Regions from separate parts of the Mus musculus genome. Here region 1 is linked to region 2. The links are chromatin contacts, found by Hi-C or POLR2A ChIA-PET in ENCODE. All regions are on one chromosome and are shown on one strand. The core of a region is the stretch at or near the end of the contact, and the rest is flanking DNA. Distances in the headings are between cores, read along the strand shown. Region 1 holds the start of Tmem165 (transmembrane protein 165). Region 2 holds the start of Exoc1 (exocyst complex component 1).

Region 1 (4,216 bases), core at 1,155-3,654, 350 kb before region 2:
TTTTCGAGACAGGGTTTCTCTGTGTAGTCCTGGCTGTCCTGGAACTCACTCTATAGACCAGACTGGTCTCAAACTCAGAAATCCACCTGCCTCTGCCTCCCAAGTGCTGGGATTAAAGGCATGTGCCACCACACCTGGCTGTGAGCCATTTTCTTATCCCATGTGCTCCACCATCTTGTGCTGCCTCACCACAAGTCCCCAGACAACAGGATCAATGGAGTATGGTCTGAAATTTCCAACACTGTGAGCAAACACAAACTGATCCTTTATAAGTTATCTCTGGTCTTTGTTACACTAATGGGAAATAAACACAATACAGGTATAAAAAAAAAACACCTTAAAAGGTTGATAGGGGTGGCCCTGTGACAGAATTTCTGCTTAGCACATACTTAGTCCTTGGTTTCATCCCCAGCCCACATACCACACACACACTGCAATACCCATGCAGTAGTAGTTCTTACTGTAAGATGATTGCTAGTGCTTATACTTCAGTGACACTTGTTTACGTAGGACAATGCCAGAAAGCTTAATTGGAATTTCTAGGTCTCCTAGACCCTTAGTAGTTATGGATCATGTAAACAGCTTCTGTTGTTTTTCAACAAAGGATGCCAATAGGGCTGTAGCCGTAGCCCAGTAGCAGAGAACTTTCCTGATAGGCACAAGGTCTAAAGTCACTCCTGGGCACTTCAAAACACACAATTAAAAAGAAATTTAACCTATTTTTTTTCCTTTTGGTTTTGTTTGATTTTTTTCTTTTTCAAAGAGAGCTTGTCACTATTCAAGACTAGAAGGATAAAGGTTCCGAGTCCTCGAGGTCTAAGTTAAAGCTAGCTCTAGCTTTGATTTGGAGCCAAGCACAGCCTCAGGAGATGGAGCCCTGTGTGGAACACAAAGAGTTACTCACTTTGGAATCTGATGCCTGGAGTTCACTTGGCAGAGCCCCAGTGAGGCCAGGGAGGTGGGCAACATGGAGGCGCTGCGAAAACCACACTCTCTTCAGACTCTGCTCCTGTAACACTGCCATGCCAGCTCCCTTCTGGGGACAGAGCTTTAGAGCCCCATTGCCTAACATCTTCTGTTGAACAGATTTCCTGTCTTGCTCCAGAGCCACTGGAACATTGCAATCAGCATCTCAGTCTCCTGCAGCTGTAGCCCTTGAGCCATTTGCTTTTTCTTTGCTTTATGTGGGGTAACTAGAATTTAGCCAGGAGGCCTTTCTCTGAGATGATCATAGACTAGAGAACGCCAGGAAAAAAAATAATAAACCTGGTCCCTAGCAGAACTCAAGGATCCGTGACACCTAACTCTTCTGCCTCCATCTACTGGGCTGCTTCTTTTATTCTCTCCACTTGACACTCCTATCTCCTCTGCAGGCCCTTTTGAGCAAGGCAAATCTTTGCAGAAAAAGGAGGTGGCTGAAGGAGTCTAGACTTCTGATCCCTGTCATGTTGTATTCTGAGGGCTCAGGACATTTACACTCCAGGAATGAACTTGGAGGTACAACAACTGCACCCCAAACTATGTGTAGGAAGCATCTTGGTTATCTCACAATACTGGGAGCATAAATAAGCTATAGCTTGAAGGGTTCTGTAAGGAGCAATGCTGAGTAGGCTAAGGAGAGGTTGCAAGAATGGCTTGTGAAACAGGAGTAGGATTTAGATTAGTGCCTGGCACATGGTTAGCAATTTGTGGTGTGTGTGTGTGTGTGTGTGTGTGTGTGTGCGCGCGCGCGTACGGTATCTCAGCTTTTCTTTAGAAAAAAAAAAAAAAATCCAGCCCTAGTCTAACGCCTAACTAACCATTCTTTCCTGTCTTCTACTTTTGCCTACTCAAGGCCTCCATCCCACAGAAACCCTAACCACTCAACTCCAAACCTTTTCAGGATATCCTATTTCAGGATAAGGCATCCTGAGCCAGGGCAGTGATGACTTTTGGTCTGCGGCTATTCAACAATGTTTTAAAATCAAGCTTGGACGTTCTCATCTTTTACTTCCGAATCTTACTTCAGAACCTTCAAAAAACCCCAGCATATGGACCCCCAAAGAACATTCTGTGTAGGCGGTCCAGGGACGTGGTGAGGGTGGGTGGATCGTAACTTAAAGGTGTGGCAGTTCCTGCCACGTAGGTAGCGGGGCTGGGACTCACTTGACATTTAATAGAAGTGGAGGTGGCGGCGGCTTAGGCCTTAAAGACCTAAGGCTCTTGAGGAAGTACTGGTAGGAGCCTGGCAGCCTGACCTCTCCAGGGCCAATAAGGGGGTCTCTGGTGGGACCCGAGAGGACGCAGGGAGAGTCCATCAAGCAGCTCCAGCTACCTGGCCCGGCGCGCCGGGTCCAATAGGACCAGTGAGCGAGCCGCACCTCAACCTGCCGGAAACGTCACGACGCCGGGCTGACGTCGGGCCAATGGGAGGTCGTGTTGGCCAGGGGGCGGGCCGGAGGAGTTGGGCCGCGGAGGCAGTTGGAGGAGTGTGTGGCTTCTGCTGCCCAGCTGCTCCGGAGCTCCCGCCGCCGGTCCGTCCCGGTCCGGTCCCCGCGTCCCGCGTGCTGCAGGGCTGCCCCCTGAGCGGCAGCCAGGCCTGACGGAGGCGCCTGCCGGCACGCCGGGCTCGACGCTTCCCTTCGCCTGCACTTCTTCCTGCCGCAGCGCGGTGCCGGCTGGGCGGGCGGGATGGCGGCCGCGGCCCGGGGGAGCGGCCGGGCGCCGACGCGAAGGCTGCTCGTGCTCTTGCTGCTTCAGTTGCTCTGGGCCCCGGCCGGGGTCCGCGCCGGCCCGGAGGAAGACCTGAGCCATCGGAACCAGGAGCCGCCGGCGCCCGCCCAGCAGCTGCAGCCGCAGCCCGCGGCGGTGCAGGGCCTCGAGCCGGCCCGGGCCGAGGTGAGAGCCCGGGCTGGTGGGGATGGGGCGGGCTGAGGCCGCGGAGCCCGCAGTCGGGTACCAGGCTCCCGCGCTGGCGGCGCCGCCCTCTTTCCGAAGAGGCTGGGGGAGGGGAGCCGGCCCCTGCTCCGCTCGCTGGGAGGAGGGTGACAAGACGGCTTTCTTAGGCGCGGCCTGGCCTGGCCTGGCTGCTTGGGGGAAGGGAAAGTGAGGGCCCCAACCGGGGCTCCCCAGAGGTCCTCTAGATCCCTGGTACCGACAGGCTTGCTCTGGATTCTGCCTTCTGCTGATCACATGGGCCATACTGAAAAGACTGGAAATCATCATCCCAAGTAGAAAGTTTTTAGTACAGAGCCGCTGGGAGACTTGTCTCTCTCGAAGTAGCATCACATTGTTGGAAGTATCAGCCATTGTTGAAGCAACCCAACCAGAGATGCTCACCCGAATTCAGCTCGGCACACCCTGTGGTTCTTGCCAGATACAGTGTCTAGAGATTATGCGTTGCCACCCTCCCTTAAAAAAAAAAAAAAAACAAAAAAACGTGTTTTGGCATGAAGGAAGTTGCCCTTGAATGCAGAGACTTGTGCCCAAAGGTAGAGCGCTCTATAGTGAGGGATTCCAAAACTCCATTTATAGGTAAACTAGAGCCTCATAAGTTTCTTTAACCATTACCAGATAGATAGAAATTAACCTTTTAATCTATGTTCGTAGAATTTCTCCTTTCTATGTTACTTTCCTCTGAGTTGGACTCTCTATTTCCAATTTTGACTCCTACATTCTGGAGTTTTTTTAGTCTCTTAGTAGGGTCCATTTTGGCATTCCCTTTCCTACTTCTGTCTTTATCTGCCCTCCAAGAGAATGGCTGTCCTGACTTGAGTACAGATCAGGGTGACCGCAGGATAGATATTCATTTTCCCATCACCATGCCGTTCCAGCTAAACCCCAGGTCTTTTAGGGACCCACCACTGCCTCGCTGTGTTCTAAACCAGTGGCTTCCAGAACTGAAACCTGACCTCTGCTCACTGCCATTTTCCCCTGAGCAAAGACCTTAGAACAGAATCCAGGCATGGGGCCTGTGGTTCAGGACCCTTCCCATCTTCAAGAGCCAGCAGAACCTTCCGGAGCCCTTCCCAGGATGCCCTGGTTAGAAGAGCACTCCCTGAGTCCTGGGCGCTTTCCTTTCTTCACAGTTCATGTTACCCTTTGGCCTTTCCAGTATTTTGTTTTTCTATGTAGTATCAGGAGATGGGAATTTCTGTGATTCTGAGTTTGGTTTTACACAGCAAGTACTTTCTAAGAATCACCTGTCCCGAATGTAGCAATGGTCTTGAGGAGAACT
Region 2 (3,796 bases), core at 386-2,885:
CAAAATGGAAGACCAAATGACAACAAAAACACCCAAATGGAATTGTCAGCTAAGATGTCCAAGGCAAACATTCTGGAGCTCAGGAGGAAACACCAGGGAAGTCTATCCAAATATATAGAACTAGATCCTGTGAGAGTCATCTCAAGTAACCCCGACTAGAAGCTGATCATTGTAGCAACAAACATGTCCCTATTCATTATTTCTCCTAGGTCTCCCAAAATTTTATCTTAAGATAAACGGTGCAAATACTGTGCACAGCTCATCTGTCATATTCTTAAGAAATTCATGCCGAGCGGTGGTGGTGCACACCTTTAATCCCAGCACTTGGGAGGAAGAGGCAGGTGGATTTCTGAGTTCGAGGCCAGCTTGGTCTACAAAGTGAGCTCCAGGACAGCCAGGGCTACACAGAGAAACCCTGTCTCGAAAAACAAAACAACAACAACAACAAAAAATTCATCCTATGTGCCTAGTCCTGCAGTGACTTGATGTCACAGGGTGGGTTGGTATCCAAGAAGGTCTCCACCCCACCCCTTCTCAGAAGAGAAGGGAAGCAGAGAATGAGGGAGAGGCTGGGAAGGAGGGTGAGAATTGGAAGGAGGGGTAGGCTAAGATCCACATGCAAAGTAAATAAATAAATGGAAAAAAAACAGCAAAGAAAAAAAGAAGAAAGAAAACCATCCTGGTAGAGTATGTTATCCTAACTTCGCAATCACCTTTTCTAGTCCTACCTCATTGCGAACTCCTTCAGTATAAAAAAATTGAATGGCTTTTTTTAATTTTTATTTTTTAACCTGGAAATCAAAATTTGCAGCACTCAATCCCTGCCAGGGATGCGGCCTAAATGAATCACTTGTCTTATAGCTCGAACTCTCGGCATCATTTATGTTTCTCACACTGAAACAAGCAAGCATCACCTTTAAAACAAAGATTCTATTTCAGTATCTGATGTGAGGTGGCATGGGTGAAGTTTCTAAAAAAACACCCAAGAAGAAGGTCTGTGCAGTCAGGGTAGAGTATGAAGTGGGTAAATGACCAAAGCTGTTTATGGGAATTAAGTGTCCAGAACTTAAGGGTACTAGTGACATCTATCCCAGAGAATCTGACTTAACTCACTAAAGTTCTTCCAAGAATCTAGTTAGCAGGGTTTTACATATGCACAGGAGAGAACATTTAATGCGCTCTCAAATGAGTTGCTACAAATATTAGAATGGGTACGTCTACAAAAAGGAAACATCACCATTATCAACTCCTCAAATCAGCCTATGCTAACAGTTCTCAACATTCCTAATGCTGCAACCTTTTAATACCTTTCCTCATGTTGCAGTGGGTCCCAACTATTAAATTATTTAATTTCTACTTTAAAACTGTAATTTTGCTACTGTTATCAATTGTAATGCAAATATCTGATATATTGGATATCTGCTATATGACCACTATGAAGGAAGGGGTCGTTTGACCCGCAGGTTGAGAATCACTGGCCTATGTGCTTGCAAGCCCCGCCCCTGTCTTTTCCACGCCCACAGTCCGCCTCTGCCCCATCCATCAAAGCGCTGTTCCGCCTCCTCCAAGTCCATTGGCCAATCTGTTTTTCCTCTACTGTCTCCATTTCCGGCTCCACAGGGTCAACTTCCGGTGCAGAGAGACACGTGACCGGATACGGGAAGTGGCGGGTTCTGGCCGCTGCTTTTCCCTGTTCAATGAAAAGTGCTTCAAAGCTGCTATTGCTGCCGGCGCCCTTCCTGAGTCCGTCTTGGAGCACCAACCTCGGCCGGCCGGCTGGCCTCGCGGTAAGCTTCCGGCCGGGGACCTGCGGTCTTGGAGGTGGTAGCCTAAGTGGAGGCAGTGTTGCATCCGCGCCGGGTCGGCCACTCCCCAGTGACCCGGCCCACCCACCCTGCTCCACTTCGGGGCTGCAGAACCCGGGCTGCGTCCTTCCTTAGCCGGTGCTGTCCGGGGCTCTGGGAAAAGGCGGAGCCGGGAGGCAGCCAAGTCTCTGTCCACAGTTCCGCCCATCCGGGACAGATTTCATTTTTGTCCTACTAGCGTGGCCTGGAAGAGAAAGACGTGACCTGGGCTTCTGCTGGTCCGAATCAATATAACATGTCCTTATAAATCTTCTAAGTGCATTGCCCAGCCTCTGAACAGTTTTTTTTTCTGGATGACATGTCTCCGAGTTGAGATGTCACTGCAGTACATGGGCCCAACCCACTAAGGCACTAGCATGGACACACAGTGTAACGATGGCCCTATTAAGCTGAAGGAAGTATGTATGTACACAATGAACCGAGGTTAGCTGCCTCTGTAACGGGCAGCCTTGAGGTTTTAGAAGGCGAAGATCTAAAGAGAACCCAGAATATGGGCGTGGTTTTTAGACCTGGGAAATAGTTGTGAAGGCCACTATTAATAATACTGGCATAATGTAAAGTTCAGTATAAACACTGGAGAATTCATCTCTAGATCCAAAGAAGACTGACTATCACAATGCTACGTCAACCCGTTCATGTCTTAAAGATTCTCCATTATACCCCAGAGTGCTGCCTGGCACTTAGTGAATAGCAATATTTATATTAGCAATATAATATAGCAATATAGTAGCAATGCTTATGTCTAATTCCTTCATGAGTTATGACCAGCCCTCTGCTGTTTTTACCGTTTACCATGTACTATGGTGAATATTGGCCATTGCTAATGGTTCTTTTGGCCAGCTTTTACTATTGCAATCAAGCAGGTTACGCCAAGAGCTTGTTAGTGAGTACCCAACACACAAACCTGTGATAGAGCACCCCTCCTCCTCCTACTACTCAAGAGATGGCTGTGGAGATCTAGGAGATGACACTCATGTCCCCATTAGATAGCAAGCATTTGCCTCGTAAATACAGTAAGGGCTCTATACATTTACATGAAAAGAGCCGTGTGGATTGAGACTTTCATTGAGTCAACTAAATACAAATGGAGAAATGTAGGTTTGAATAAGGAAAAGATAGTGGTATGCCCTGCATGGGAAAGTGCTTAAGCAAAGAAAGAACAGAGTGTTCTGAGTGCAAGGCATGTCTTGAGAAAGCTGGGTTGCTGTTGACCAGGTGTGTGGTAGAATGAGAACTGCTTTAAAGTTATTTACTAGTTTTTCAGGGAACTTGTAGAAGCCTAAAGAAAAAAGAAAGAGATAACGGGTGCTATTACTTAAAGGCAGTAAGTCTTGGTGGCTGTGTTGGCAGCAAGTTGTGGGGGAGAGGGATAGGATATGTAGATGAAGAAGTTACAGGATATGCTCACAGATTTCACGTTGGCATGGAGGAAGCAATCAATTACAGTAGAGTTTGAATCTGGGTATTCTCTTACAGATGCGAAAGTTGGAAAGAGGTAACTCTGAGGGAGCGATCCCTGGTCTGTTATTGAGTGGGACAGTATTCCCTAAAATGTTTACTGAGTGTGCACTGTGTGCCTCTCGGCAAATGCTAGGAATATAAAGATGGATAAGATAAGGTTCTTGCCAACAGAGAACTACTTTTCGGAGTAGTAGAGGCTAGACGGCGCTAGCTATAAAACACAGGTTGGAAGAGCTGTAGTCAGCAGAGGTAAGATGGGGACAGAAGAGGAGTTTTTCTAGGAGAGAAGGCTTCAAAGAAGAGGCAGTGTGTTATCAGAATCCTTGAGGGCAAGTTGGAATTTGCAGTGACAAGAATTTGAGAAAAAGGGAAACAGTGAACAAAGCCCAGAGACAGTTTCCATAGCGTAAGATGGAGTAGAGCTTTAATGTCACATCCGGGCCCTAGGACATATTAAGGGGCATTGTACT

Evidence for each region. Hi-C counts contacts between places; a loop is a spot of excess contacts on that map. ChIA-PET counts read pairs that join two places held with the same protein, here RNA polymerase II (POLR2A).
Region 1: a map of T-helper 17 cell shows a loop between it and region 2 (2.7-fold over the local background). The contact joins the promoter of Tmem165 here to the promoter of Exoc1 in region 2. A Hi-C loop is called at or near these places in 1 of 37 maps with a recorded cell type or tissue (T-helper 17 cell). POLR2A ChIA-PET finds 5 or more read pairs at or near these places in 1 of 5 experiments (Patski).

Annotation. Positions count from the first base shown.
Region 1 is chr5:76,181,476-76,185,691 of GRCm38, forward strand. Tmem165 (transmembrane protein 165) reads left to right here and starts at 2,405. Exons shown (of 6, transcript NM_011626.2): 1 at 2,405-2,877. The coding sequence starts at 2,671.
Region 2 is chr5:76,527,676-76,531,471 of GRCm38, forward strand. Exoc1 (exocyst complex component 1) reads left to right here and starts at 1,636. Exons shown (of 19, transcript NM_001289770.1): 1 at 1,636-1,787.